Regions from separate parts of the Homo sapiens genome. Here all the other regions are linked to region 3. Evidence: chromatin loops called from intact Hi-C (ENCODE). Cell type or tissue: Caco-2. All regions are shown on one strand.

Region 1 (5,000 bases), 190 kb after region 3:
AAGTTTTTTTTTTTTTTTTTGTAGACATGCGGGTCTCACTATGTTGCCCAGGCTAGTCTTCAACTCCTGGGCTCCAGGAATCCTCATGCCTTGATGTCCCAAAGTGTTGGGATTACAGGTGTGAGCCACTTATTCCAGGCTCTTAACTTTATTCTTAATTGTAGAAAAATAAGTGTCTTATGACTTACCAGCTGTTGAGACTTTTCAAATAACTTAAATATTGAACATAAATGAAATATATTTGAAGACCAAGAAAACCAGAAAGACAGACCTTATTTTAATATCCTAAAATCTTATTAATATTTTTGTTGGTGGAGAAAATTACCAAACATTGACCTTGCTCCATCTCTGTTCTGCCTCTCAACCTAGTCAGAGGCTCCCTTGCTCATCTTTCCCTGTAGGATGTGAGCCAGTTAAACGGTAGCAGCTTCCTGCCTTCCTCAGAAACACAATGAATGCTCTTTACCTTCTGAGTTTATCTGATGTCAGCCTTCCTAACTTGGATTATGACACTTTGCTACAAATCCTGCTGATAGTGTTTATTTTAATCCTAGACTTGTTTATTGCATTCTATTCCCAGTTTTGTTTTCCCTGTATCACAAGGAAATCCCTAATTGACTGTTCCTAATCCTCTCTAGACTGCTTTCTTACATTCCCTTCTACCTGAAAACTTACTATCTGAATCTGTCTTTATCTCCTTTACTCTCCCATTTCTCACCTAAAAAACAACAAAAAAAGGAATCTTCTACTTTAGGCTACTTCAGCCACCACGTGCTCTGAAACCCAACACCTCCCCTCTCCTCAAAAATGGATCCCTGACTCATCTGTTCTTTCTTATTTATTTATTTTACTTTAAGTTCCGGGATACATAGAACATGCAGGCTTGTTACATAAGTACACGTGTACCACGGTGGTTTGCTGCACCTATTGACCCGTCCTCTAAGTTCCCTCCCCTCACCCTCACCCCTGGTATGTGATGTTCCCCTCCCTGTGTCCATGTGTTCCCACTGTTCAACTCCCACTTATGAGTGAGAAAATGTGGTGTTTCGTTTTCTGTTTCTGTGTTAGTTTGCTGAGGATGACGGCTTCCAACTTCATCAATGTCCCTGCAAAGGACACGATCTCATTCCTTTTTATGGCTGCATCATCTGTTCTTTCTTTGCCACTCCCCTCCTACACTGGCTCTTTTCCCTTAGCATCTAAACATATTCAAATTGCTTCACTAGGAGGCCCTTCTAACGTCCCCTCCCATTCTTTCCTTCTCTATCATCCTCCCCTTCCTCCTAATAGATAGCTAACACTGATAGTGAATGGACTGTGCCACATACCTACTTGCTTTCCGTGTATACAACAAGACTATGAGATGGATTATTATTTATCTCCATCTTACAGCTAAGAAAAACTCTAACATGAAAAAAGTAACTTGCCTAAGGTAACACAACTAGCAAGTGAAAGGAGCAAGATATGAATCCATGGGGTTTGATTTCAGGGTCTGAGCTCTTAACCACTATGATACATATATATAGCCCCATATAGAGCTTCCATGAAAAGAGTTGCTTACATTTATCATTCCCTTTACACAACCATTCACTTTCTTAACCACAGCAATTTCTTTCCAAACCACTTAACTAAAATCTTTAAAAGGCCCACAGTAACTAATTGTCAAATTCAAGGGTCACATTTTAAGGCTCCTATGGCAGGACTTGACCACACTAAATGCTAACTCCATGAGCTCACTGGTCTGATTCACATCTGATCTCCATGGTTGTTATTTCTTAGTCTACTTAAGCACTGTCCAATAGAACTTTCTGTGATAATGGAAATGTTCTATTATATGTACTGGCCAATATGGTAGTCACTAACTACACGTGGCTACTGAACACTAGAAATGTGGTTAGTATGATTGAGGAATTGAATTTTTAATTTAATTTAATTTAATTTAAATTTAAAGAGCCACATGCAGTCAGTGTCCATCCTATTCGACAACAAAGGCATGGGCTCCTCTTCCTCTACCAGCCCTTTCAACACCTTAGAAGAGCTCCGTCCTTGGTCCTCTTGGCTGATTCCACTCTCCTCCCCGTAGCATTTCCCTGTTAAAGACTCTTACACCTCTCCTCAGGAACCTATCTCTATCTTCAATTGCCCACATCTTCACCTGCAAGCACCACAAGGCACCCCAAGTACAACATTTTCAGTGCTGAAATGTTTCATCATCTCATTGTCAAGTCTACTCCCCAACAGTACAGTTCCTACTCAGAGAATGCTACCACATCTCTCCCAGCCCCGAGGCAAATACAAGTATTCATTTTAAATTACTCCCTTTCCTTCCTTCAAAAAAAAAAAAAAAAAAAAAAAAAAAAAAAAAAAAAAAAAAAAAAAAAAAAAATTGACCCCTGGCTTCTATTGCCATTGCTCTATGCCAGGATGTTATATAATGGATCTAATTGAAAGAATAATGTAGTCTAGTTTTTGGCTTCAAGCAAGATGTAAAGTATAACATGGCTGGAAAATTCTTTTATACCAAAAATTCTTTAATATCTGTTAGGAAAAAAAATGAAAAAAGTAACATGAAATAAAACTAAGCTGCTCTCTAAGGGAGAAAATTATAGACAATCTCTAATAATCTGTACTGAAAACAGCATTTTAGAAACAAACCCTCTCTTTAATGTTCTCAATTTCTATTAGTAATGAACAAAAATGGATACTACCTTTAAAATTCTAAATTTGTTACTGGGTTACCTCATGGCAAAAAGATCAATTGCTTATTCAGTCATTTAACAAAAGTATAATCTTAATTCAGATGTCACTTCCTATTCGCACAGCTTCAGTAATTATAGCGCCCTTCTCCCCCTTGACCCCCACCCCTGACCTAAAGTTTTAAAATCCCCATGTGCACCAGTGGGCAGAGCCAGGGCAAGTTTCTCAATACGTACTGATCAGAATCTTGTAGAAGCCATATCCTGTAACTGACATCTATTAAATCAAACACTAGAGGGAGGTCTATCTTTCCTACAGGTGTTTGGTATTTGCTTCTAAACCACCAAGATCCTTCACTGAGCTCCTGAGGCTCTCTGGAAATGCTTCAGCCACTTTCAATGACCCACTAATTAAAAATTAGCTATAAAGGTACTCCAAACAAAATTAGTATTTCTACTCTCAGGCTTATAAGAGCAGCTTGGCCAGGGCAGAATGTAGTCTACACAATAAAATATGTAATAAATTTTAAAATAATAATAAAAGCAGTAAGAATATTAAAAATGGCCTCTGGATAAACGTAAGTTCAAAAGGAAAATAATCCTTAAGTGTCTGAAATTTGCAAATGCTCCATTCTGGTTTAACAAGAACTATATTGAGGTCTATTTTGAGGCTTTTCTGGAAAACACTGGTATTTTATCTGGAAATTATTTCCAAAACTAGTGCTGGTTCAAGGCATCAAGTTGTTAAATTACTATGAAGAATAGCAAGTCTATTCACTGGTACCCTGGTCTTTCAGGATTCTTTCTCTTCATCTTGGAGAAAATGATATCTGATCATGCTCTTTTATGAATATAAATGAGCATATAATGTCCTAATACCAGCCATAGCACTAGTAAATCCCAAAGAATTAATAACATCACTGGTTACTAGGAACTTTGGATGACAGTATTTTTGGAATACAAGCCCATAAATATTATTCCAAAAATACTATTGTATTTATGTATATTAGGTTACATTAACAAATTTCTTTTGACTTTTCATTTGCCTGAAATATAGTGATACTATCCTGGGGAAAAATCATTTTGATATGAACAGGAGACAGGGAAATACTGGGTAGAAGAGGGTGGTTCCCCAGCAAAGGCCCCACCCTCAAGCCTGGAAACCCATGGTCCTAAATGGGAACAGGTATTTCTGTTTTTGCGCCCAAAAGTTGCCTTTTGGCCTGCCATACCCCACTATCGTGGCTCCATATAACCCCCAGACCCCAGGCTCCAGAAGACATGAACAGTAGAGCAGAAGAACAGCAGAATGGTGTGGCAGAGAGAAGAGAAGGAATGTCTGAATGTTGAGAGGAATTCGACTGGGGGTGGTCAAAGAGGAAATCAGCTGCTGGATGGCCAAACTCTAGGGGAAGATCATCTTCCCATTCCATTCCCTTTCCAGCTCCCCATCCATCCCGCTAAGAGCCACCTCCACCGCTCAACAAAACCCCTGAATTCATCCTTCAAGTCCATGTGTGACCTGATTCTTCCTGGACGCCGCACAAGGACTTGGGTACCAAGAGGATCACTGAGCTAACACTTAAGCTGTCTGTAGATGGCAAGGCTAAAAGAGTGCACTGAAACATGTGCCCACTTGGGCTTTGGGAGTTGCAGACACCCACCCCTAGACACTATCATGTGGCCAGAGCCCAGAAAGTGCTTACCATAACTCCTGCACCTGCCAGTCTGTGTGCTTCCCTTCCTCTAAGAGGTTTGAGTGTGGGCAGCCAAACATATGAGCCACTCCCTGTCGCATGTCCTGCAAGGGGGGTCAGGGAACTCTCCCCTTTCAATTCAAATGAAAAAAGCAAGTGAAAAAGGACAGGATAGGGAAGCCTTGGATCTATCTATCATAATTCAGATGAAAAAAAGACAGTTAATTGACTGTAAATTCATTACAACAGATGAGTCAGCTGCTTTAAAACAACTTTTCACATTACAAAACAAGTATCAGAAAATCTGATTAAATATATTAACATTTATATTAAAATATATTTAAATATCCTTTTTACCTGCATTATAAAAATAATTATAATAAGCCAATGGTAAGTTTTCAAAGATAATAATAAGCAAAAGGTAATGGTAATGGCTGCAATGAAGTCTGAAGAATTGGAATACTGTCTAATTCTGTGAATGACTAAAAGATAAAAGATCTAGAAATCAGATGACATAATGGAAATCTTTTGAAGGAATTAGAGACATTTAGGACAGATTTCTTCCCCCATCTCAGCTTTGACTGTTTCTTCATGCTGAACATAAATT
Region 2 (5,000 bases), 470 kb after region 3:
CCTGGTGCCATTTCTTCTCTCTCCAGGAAAGGGTGGTCATCTGGCCGTTTTCAAACAAAAACTACATCCATGGTGAGCTTTATAAGAATCGCGTCAGCATATCCAACAATGCTGAGCAGTCCGATGCCTCCATCACCATTGATCAGCTGACCATGGCTGACAACGGCACCTACGAGTGTTCTGTCTCGCTGATGTCAGACCTGGAGGGCAACACCAAGTCACGTGTCCGCCTGTTGGTCCTCGGTGAGTGTCTTCATGTCTTTCAGGAGTTGTAGGAAGAGGGTGGGCAGGTGGCAGCACAGGGAGAAGAGCCCAGGTGTTGAGACGAAGCCAGAGGCAGCAACAAGGAGCTAAGACTCCTCACCTCGTCCAGGCTGTCTTCAGCAGAGGGACCGCTCCTCCCTTTGGAACTAAACACTATTCTGAGTTCTCCGCCAATGGCCAACAGTCTCGAGGACAGAGAAGGCCGACTTGGAGTGGTCCCTTGCTCTGTCGGTGTCCTTTCCTCCATACCAGCTCCTCTTTTTCATACCACACTTATTACAAAGATAAAGGAAAATCTTAAATCCTATTGCAAAGACTCATTGTGCCTTAATTGGGTGCTCAGGGGGCCACATCATGATTCTCTTATATCTTTCCCTGCCGTAACTTTGGCTACCCAGCAGAAATTCTTCATGCCACCATCTGCTCACCCCCATCCCTCAACAGATACTCCATCAGTCAGGTTCTGCTCCCTTTGAAATGTGTCCCAAGATAACATTCTTTTCATAGGAATGACTTATTATTGGAATTTATAGTTTGGGAAGGATCTGAAAGATCATCTACTTTAATATCCTCATTTTGTAGATGAAGCCCAGAGAAAGGAAGGAACTGACTCAAAGTCAAATCGTTATTGGAAAATAACTGTTATTTAATGAGCACTTAGTCTATGTCCAATATAAGAAATGGCACCACTGCTGGGAGGTAGCAATGCTTTAAACCAAAACAAAGATCTTTTTTCCCTCTTCCTTTTACATAATTGATTGCATTTTATTTTTAATTAATATGTTTAATTTAAATTAAATTTATTTTAAAATTTAATTTAATTAATAATTAAGATATTTTTATTGCATAAGGTGGTTGCCTGACGTTTTGAAAGCATTATAGTGGGTCCAACTATACAACTATGCAAACTCGCATTGTATAAAGAATAACTAAGGTCTCCTTCCACCCTACCCCCTAGAGAGGTAGCCAATGGCAACACAGGTAGGTATTCCATATTTTCCTCATGTCCTTTCAACACACACACACTCTTGCATACTTTTCTCTTTTCCTTTCTTTCCTTTAAAAAAAATGGAATCATGTTATAAAGATCACTCTGCGTTTTTTCTTTCTAACCTTGTTTCATGCGCATTTCTCCAGATCGGCACATGCAGATCTACCGATTAACAGCATACATTCCATCACACGGAGGTACCATGATTTATTCAAGTGTTCCATACTGATGAATATTCAGGCTGTTAACATTTTTTTGTATGAACAATACTACAATAGACATCCCATACACACACGTACATATGTATGTTAGGGGTCCCTTAAATAGGTCTCATTTCCTTTGGGCAATGGAAGTATTAATGCACACTCCCCCGAAATCCTCCACATAAGCATTATATAAATGCTGATCCCTCTTCCTCCCAACCAGGGCCAGCCAGAAGGATACAAATTTAATCTGAGATTATGGAACTCGGTGAAACCAATGTTTTACTTTTTTAAAAAAGAAGAAGGGTCGGGTGCGGTAGCTCAAGCCTGTAATCCCAGCACTTTAGGAGGCCGAGGCGGAGACCAGCCTGAGCAACATAGCCAGACCTCCTCTCTACAAAATAAATAAATAAATAAATAAATAAATAAATTGAGGTGGAGGATCTCTTGAGTTGGGGAGGTCGAGGCTGCAATGAGCCGTGATCGAGCCGCTGCTCTCCCACCTGGGTGACAGAGACCGGCCTCAAAACAAACAAGCGAGCAAGCGAGCAAGCAAGCAAACAAACAAAAAACACAGAGAAAAGAAAGAGCCCATTTTTTTAATGCACTCGAAGAAACAAGTTTAAATTATATACATATAAACATATATAAACATAAATAAAAACATATATAAACATTCACACACACGTTTTCTTTCCTAATGGCTTTGCAGCTAGGCTATTTTAAGGCAGCCAGCCCACTGGGGCTGGATGACCTCAGTAAACCGAGGCGAGCATGAAGCTCCCAGCCCGGCGGCCCCTCAGCCCGCGCCTCGGGGCAGCACGCGTGGTCTCAGTCTCGGTTTCGGCTGGGAAAACTGGGGCTCCGGGACCGGGGACCCGGTGCTCCGGCCTCTGGCGCCCCCTGACGTCTGTAGCGGGAGTCGCAGGCTTCGGAGAGGCCTTGGCACCCGACTGGTTCCGTTTCCCCTCCCTCCCTATCACTGCTCCTCCAGTGAATATTCAGGTAACATCTGCATTCTGCTGGGGAGGTAAGACTGATAATATACCGAGTCCCCCGGAGGTCTCACGGGCCCCACATGTGTGGAAGGACGATTTGATCTGTTAAAGATCTGTTTGATCGGAGGTCCTACCTGTTTTTGACGGTGGAAGGCTGAGGGGAGAGACCTTAGTGAGGGATCTGGACAGGGTGAGAGCAGGGGTTCCTGGGTGAGGCCAGAGGGTTTAGGGGCTGGGAACTGACACATTCCGCCCTAAGGCTGATCTCTTTGGGAGTGGCTGGTCACTTCTTTGCCATTGTCTGTACCTCTGCCTCTGGAGAGAATTAAGGATTTGCTTTCAGCAGTTTTCCCTTAGAAAATGGTGGTTTCAGCAAAGCTATAACAGTTTTTGGATGCATTCGGATGCCTTTGAGTGCTCTGTAGATGCCAGTAGGCCTCAGTTACTTTTCTTCCCTTTTTGTCTTTTATCCCAAAGAAACCTGGTTGTAGAAAGGCTCTACTGTCAGTCATGCACACTTGGTGTGACTTTGGGGACACCTGGGACTCCTCAGGTGGGATTGGTGTTTTGCCCGCTCTCCAATTGTGGAATAAAGCCTTTGCTTCCGATTCAAGGCATTCCTGGGAAAAGGCTGAATGGTTTGGATGCGTGGAGAGGGATGCTCCCGTACCTCTGAAAAGCTCAAGAGATAAAGCTTGGCTCAGCAAGCCCATCCTAGGGGTCCTCTGGGAAGTGGTGTTCACCTTCTCTTGTTCCCCGGGGACCTGCTTGTTGGCTGCTGGTAAGAGTGGTCCTTAAGCCGCAGACTCCCCCTCCCCACACTGCTCCAGTCCCAGGGTCTGGTGCAGGATAGATGAGGCCCGGCCTTGAACTTTGGACCTCTTATGTTTAGGAACCATCCAAGGGAAAGTGACAATCAGGGAGGGCCTCTAATTTCCCTCATGCTCGCCCCACACCTGGCCAGCCCTCACTATGGCAGCAGGAGATGTTGGGCACACCCAACAATAGCCTGGCTCTTTCCAAGAGGAAATACTGTGGCTGCTGGGCTAGAGGGGAGTGGTGTGTGTGGAAGGGTTTCTCTCAGCAGCTGCCGGGTGGGGCCGAGATCAGAATGCACTCCTGATGCTCAGCGACCGTGCACCTGGATTATAGAATGGGCAGCACTGTTTATTGAGCGAGCAAGCCATCCAAGGGGATGTGAAAAGAAAGACGCAGAGGAGACAGGCTTGCCACCTAGGGATTCCAGGAGCAACCCTCTCCACTGTGTGTCCTCCCCTTCTCACCTCCAAGGACACGACCTGAAGTCTCAAGCATGCTTCATGCTGCTTCTTGCCTCTGAGCCTTTGCACATGCTGTTCACTCTGCCTGGAGTACCATCACCTCTTTCTCCGACCACCACTCCCACCTCCACCACTGGCCTTGTTTACTGTCATGCTTCCTTCACGTCACAGCTGATCTTGGGTTTGGGGCTGTTTTAGGCCTTATCTGCCCCAGCAGCCTTGCCTCCTGTCTGGTCATTGTTCAGCTACTTGTCTTTTGCCCCCACTAGATTCCTTGACCCACCCACTGTGTCCTCCAAGTGCCCAGCATTGTCAGACACACAGTAGGCACCCAGTGAGGTTTGTAGAATGAACCCAGCTCCACAATGGTATCTTGACAATGCTGAGTGAAAGGCACAGGCTTAAGCTTCCCAGAAATCCAGGGAATCGGGTTGGGGTTGTGAGATGAGGGTGGCTGCCGTTCTGGGTAACCTCCAGTCTATGGGCTTCCCTCTCCTTACCTCTGCGCCCTCTGCCTGCTCGAGTCCCCTCAGTCCTCATCCTTCACCCTGCACATAACTTTACTGCTGCCTGTGGGTCCGCCCATCATCCCGTGCTTATGGCAACTGCTTCCGCCCATCATCCCGTGCTTATGGCAACTGCACGTTATCTGCAAAGCACAGGAGGAGGATGGTGCTGAACCCAGAAAGAACATTACTAAGAAGTTAAGAGTGGAAGGCTTCAGAGATCACTTAGTTCAGGGGTAGGCAAACTAGGACCAAATCCAGCCCACAGACTGTTTTTACATTTCTAACATACTATTTAAAGAGAAAAAGTAGCAGCAACAAAGACAATATGTAGTCTGCGAAGCCTAAATATTGCCACCTGGCCCTTTACAGAACAGGTTTGTAGTCCACTAATTTTACAGAATGGAACACTGAGGTCGAGGGGAAGTGAGGATTTTCCCAAAATGGCACAAATGAATTAGTGGCAGAAGGAGCTCATATGGGCTGGTGGAGAGTGCACAGGATCTGGAGTTATAAGAGCTGAGATCTAGTCCCAGCTCTGCCAGTACCTATGAGCAAGTGTCCTCTCTGGGCCTCAATGTCCCCATCTTTCTTTCTTTCTTTCTTTCTTTTTCTTTTTTTCTTTTCTTTCTTTTTTTGAGACAGAGTTTTGCTCTTGTTGCCCAAGCTGGAGTGCTATGGCACGATCTCAGCTCACTGCAACCTCCGCCTCCCAGATTCAAGCAATTCTCCTGCTTCAGCCTCCTGAGTAACTGGGA
Region 3 (5,000 bases):
TAACAAACGTTTTGCTTACAGACTTTGTACTTTAGTGAATATAGTGGAAGATGGAGGTTGGACCTCCAACTTGCTGTGTGACTTAGAATGAAGTGATTTGTTTCAGTGAAGGCACATTTAATCCCAAGCACTTGGCAAATCTCAAGGAGACTTTGCTTGGCACCCCAGACATCAGCCTCCATTAAGGAATGGCATTCCACATTACAGGCTTGGATGGAGACATCTGTCTTGTGGGCACGCTGAGCAACTCTGCCACAAACGTTCCATGAGGAAGCAAGGGATTTCGAAGTGAGTTAATTATCATGTCTTTGATTTTTCAGATTTGGCGGACTATGTCTCATTGTTCTGTTCCCAAAGCCTGATGTATAGACGCTGCTCAAATACGCTTTTGAGCATGGAATGAGGGCAGAGCAGCTTAACCAAGACACAGTCTCCTCTCTCTCTTTACGGCTGCTCTGAGAAGGGGAATTCAGCACATTATATGCATGCCCAGAGTCGGTCAACACAAACTCTCCTATTTGGTTGCCAAGAGTCATCTGTGACCCTGGGATTTATCTTTGTCTTAGTTTGCCCAGGCTGCCAGAACAAAATACCATAGACTGGGTGGCTTAAACTGCAGGTATTTATTTCCCGCAGTTCTAGAGGCTGGACATCTGCGATCAGGGTGTCAGCAAGAGTGGGTTCTGGGGAGGGCTTTCTTCCTGGCTTGCAGACGGCCGCCTTCTTGCTGTTTCCTCACATGGCAGAGAGAGATCTCTTTCTGTCTTCCTCTTTTTTTTTTTTTTTTTTTTTTTTTGAGACGGAGTCTCGCTCTGTCGCCCAGACTGGAGTGCAGTGGTGCTATCTCGGCTCACTGCAAGCTCCGTCTCCCGGGTTCACGCCATTCTCCTGCTTCAGCCTCCCAAGTAGCTGGGACTACAGGCGCCCGCCACCACGCCTGGCTAATTTTTTGTATTTTTAGTAGAGATGAGGTTTCACTGTGTTTGCCAGGATGGTCTCGATCTCCTGACCTCTTGATCCACCTGCCTCGGCCTCCCAAGGTGCTGAGATTACAGGCGTGAGCCACCACGCCTGGCCTCTCTCTTCCTCTTCTTCTAAGACCACAGTCCTGTCAGATCAGGGCCCCAACCTTCCAACCTCACCTAACCTTAACTACCTCCTAAAGACTCTACCTCCCGATACAATCATAGGGTGGGTTATGGCTTCAACATATGAATTTGGGGGAAAACAATTCAGCTTATAGTAATTGTGTTTGGAAGAGAATAAATGATAAGGCTGCTTTGTTCATCCCAAACCTTTCCTCCTTTGATAACTCCCAGGCCCACCCACGCAAGAAGATTTATCCTCAATGGTTTCTAGTCCATTCCTGCTCTGGACTGTGGTTTTACGACACGCTTTTGCAGGTTGTATCCTGCACAAAGGCCCCAGCTGACAGGGAAGCAGGGGCTGAAACCCAGCCTGAGCTCATGCCTTTGTCCTGGTGTGAGCAGCATCACCCCAAAGGGCATCTTTCCTAAAAATGACACTTTATGGGTTGGTGGCACCTGGCTTTCGGGCCATTTCTTACTTTAGAAGTTTTTGCTTCCTATGCATGGAATCCCAGAGAGGGCAAAAAGAGTGTGAACAGAGCCCAAGGGAGCCCTGGGCTGTGGGGGGCCCCACCGGTGGATGGATGGGGGGAGCAGCCAAGCAGGAGCAGTATAGCGGAGGTTAGGAGCGGTTCGGCTGCGAGAGCACTGGGTTCTGAGCTAGTTGTGCACTTGCTGCACGTGGCCCTGGGCAAATCATTCTACTTCTCAGAGCCTTAGACCCCATCTGTAAAGCAAGGGCAATACTTCACAGGTGGGAGTACAGATTAGCAAAAATGTCCACAAATCACTTAGCACAGTGCCTGACACAGCAGTGATCCTTGTTAGGGCCAGTAGAAGAGGCATCCTCAAGCTCTGGGGGTCCTCATTGCATCCTCTCTGGGAGACTGGAATGTATCCTTGAAGAACAGCAGAGTAAGTGTCAAAATCAAGCACAGTGGCTCTGCAGTGGGGCTGCATAGGAACACATCCTCGTTCCATCACTATTTCATCATGGACAAGGTGCCTCCCCTGTGTGGGCTGCAGGGTTTTCATCAGTAAAATGGAGAATAAAAATAGGACCTGCCTCCCTGGTTTGTAGGAAAAAGTTCGAGCTAATACGTAAAAAGTACACAGAACACTATCCAATATATCAAACATTCCATAAATACTGGTTGCATTTTTTTTCTTTAGCTTCAAATATCGGTTGGTAACTACAGGTTGTTTTCACAAAAATAAAAGTTATAATCGTCAAATTACTTAATTTTATAAAATATGTTCAATCGTGGCGTTTCAGCTAACTCTTGCAACAAGCCCTAGAGATAGGCAGGACACTCTTTATTTTTATTTCGTGGAGGAGGTTGGATTCGCAAATGGTTACCTTGGGCAAGTTTACACGTGTCAGACCCATCCCTTCAACCTAGCTCTGTCTCCAAGAATCCGGTGACCCCTCAACTGCTGGTGGCACATGGGTCCTTTGAAGAGATGTCTTCTCACTTGTTTTAGAGGTGCATCGTATAGAATTGGCAAGTGCCATGTGCTGGAAAACACCAGGTTTTCATGAGGAGCACACTCACATCTTTGAGGGCAGGCAGTATGAACTCTGAAGTCAAGCGGCAGCGTTCAAATTCCTGCTCAACCACTTAGCCAGGTGGCCTTAGGCAAGTGCTCCTCAAGAGGTTCCCCTCTGTGAATCAGGGACGCTGCCTAGGATAGATGTTGGTTATTGGTATTACTTAGTATCCATCCAGGTGTGGAATGTCCTGAGGCTGGGAAGGCTGGAGACCGCAGTTCGACAAAACAGCCGCTAGAGGTCCCCATGGAGCCGCATTGAACATCCAAGAATTCTGTTTAATCCTCCTGTCTTGGGCCAGACCAGCTGGCCCTGCTGGAACTGAGGGCCCCTCTTTGTCCTGATAAGCACTCTTCCTTCCCTTAAAGCTGGTGACCCTTCTAAGGGGCTGTCAAGGGCTAATGCTGAGACTCACAGGTTCCTGACCTTCAGTCCCCAGAAGTGGGCCCTCAGGTTTAATCCTGAGGCGAGGGGTTGCAGGCCTGTTCCAGTGGATTCCCAGGGGCCAGGATGGGCTCTGTGAGGACTCCAGGTCAGGCTGTCTCCACCCTGGGCAAACTCAGGCAACCTTTTCGTCTTTCACTTTTAGAAAAGACAAAAATGTAATCTGCATGAAGTCAGGGTGTCTTGGCAGACCCTGCAGGCCAGGAGCCAGACCCTCATAGGGAAGGAACCCTGGACATGGGCCATCACTGCATGCCTGGGATGTGGCCCAGAGGCAGCACACAGCACAACCCTGTGGGGAGGTAACAGCTAGTGGAGCTGAAAGAGAAAGGGGCACTGGAGAAGCAGGAATCATTATACGAAAATTTAATTTCCAGCTGGAAGACATCTTGTGGAGACCATCTAGTTCAGCTTCTTCATTGTATAGCTGAGGACACCCAGGCCCAGAGAGGGGAAGTGATTTGGTCAAAGTCACACAGCAAGTAAAGGACAAAGCTGAGAGCAGATCCCAGGTTTGTGCATTCCCATAGCAGCTGCTTTCCACACACCCCACTGAGGGAAGACCATTTGGTCAAGTCAGAGCACGGGGGGTGGGGGGTTTTAAAAAGCAGAGCTGAGGAACTTAGGAATACACACTGCTTAGCACATGGTTATTAGCTGGTCCTTCAGATGCCCCAGGGTCTCAGCGTTCGAAGCTTGCTCATTCCACAGGATAATTTTGTGTTTGCTCAGGTGCCCAGAAAATGCCTTTTTAAGATTTCTGAGAATAAACCCATCACCTCCAACAGTCCCAGGAATTGCAACTGTCTATTCATAACGAATGAGAGGCAGGTGCATTAAATTCTGACCTAGTGCTCAAGAACTTTGGAGGGATAAAAAGAGGAAGCACACAGGTCCCTATTCTGGGAATGTGGGGCCTCCCTCACCTCCCCATAGGAGGGCTTGTCCACACCACCTCCTCTTTCCTCCTCTTCATCTCCCACCCTTTCCACCAAGACAGTGACCCCATTCCCCATGCTGGGTTCCAATCATTCCTGGAAGGATTTTTCCCAGAGCAGTTGCCAGCAAACATTTTACAGTCCTCTCCTCCTCTCTGTGATGTAACATTTCCCAACACCTTCTATATACTAGGCACATAACCTACATCATCTTACTCATTCCTCCAACAAGACAGTACAGTAGGCATTGTTAGCCAATGTGGGACAAAAGATTTCAGATATTTATTAACTTGTTCAAAACATACAGCCAGCTAGTAGATGGAATTTGGAATTTGAACCTAGGTCTAACCTGTTCTAAAGCTCATGTTCTTCCACTACTGTGAACCAGCACCCAGAAAACTTGAGTTTTAGTTTTGATTCTACCAGCTTTGTGACCTTAGAAAAATAACTTAATTTTAAGTTTCCTAAACTACAAAATGGAAACTGGCTGGGCATGGTGGCTAACTCTTGTAATCCCAGCACTTTGGGAAGCTGGGGCAGCCGGAGTTTGAGACCAGCCTGGCCAACATGGTGAAACCCCATCTCTACTAAAAATACAAAAAATTAGCCGGTTGTGGTGTGGGGGGCCTGTAATTCCGGCTACTTAGGAGGCTGAGGCAGGAGAATCGCTTGGACCTGGGAGGCGGAGGTTGCAGTGAGCCGAGATCGCGGCATTGCACTCCAGCCTGGGCAACAAGAGCAAAACTCCATCTCAAAAATTTTTTTTTTTTAATTTAAATAAATAAATAAATAAAATGGAAACGGTACACCAATATTGACAACCTTACTGAGTCATCAAGATTAAAAAGACAATATGGCTGGGCATGGTGGCTCATATCTGTAATCTCAGCACTTTGGAAGGCCGAGGTGGGAGGATCCGTGAAGGCCAGGAGTTCAAGACCAGCCTGGGCAACACAGGGAGACCCCTATCTCTACTAA

The links. Hi-C counts contacts between places; a loop is a spot of excess contacts. Peaks named below come from ENCODE experiments on the same cell type or tissue, not always from the same donor. Only the 100,000 strongest peaks of a DNase experiment are listed, where the experiment ranks them.
Region 1: it touches region 3 in a loop (4-fold over the local background); 2 of 110 quality-filtered maps call a loop at or near these places.
Region 2: it touches region 3 in a loop (29-fold over the local background); 95 of 110 quality-filtered maps call a loop at or near these places.

The regions. Positions count from the first base shown.
Region 1 is chr1:167,341,019-167,346,018 of GRCh38, reverse strand. All of the region lies in intron 2 of POU2F1 (POU class 2 homeobox 1), which reads right to left. Among named protein-coding and RNA genes, the nearest start is that of POU2F1, 120 kb to the right of the region's middle. In Caco-2, a CTCF peak has its summit at 3,014 (motif pointing right); no DNase peak of the experiment used is centred here.
Region 2 is chr1:167,064,165-167,069,164 of GRCh38, reverse strand. It overlaps GPA33 (glycoprotein A33), which reads left to right. Exons shown (of 7, transcript NM_005814.3): 3 at 27-243. It overlaps GPA33-AS1 (GPA33 antisense RNA 1), which reads right to left. Exons shown (of 6, transcript XR_922249.3): 6 at 4,249-4,385. Among named protein-coding and RNA genes, the nearest start is that of GPA33-AS1, 14 kb to the right of the region's middle. RefSeq lists silencers at 1-143, 4,219-4,513. In Caco-2, a CTCF peak has its summit at 2,350 (motif pointing left); a DNase peak (open chromatin) is centred at 2,314; H3K4me3 peaks cover 169 bases.
Region 3 is chr1:167,531,859-167,536,858 of GRCh38, reverse strand. It overlaps LOC107985224 (a long non-coding RNA gene), which reads left to right and starts at 1,064. Exons shown (of 2, transcript XR_001738279.2): 1 at 1,064-3,596. It also overlaps the pseudogene AKR1D1P1. In Caco-2, a CTCF peak has its summit at 2,884 (motif pointing right); DNase peaks (open chromatin) are centred at 2,888 and 4,123.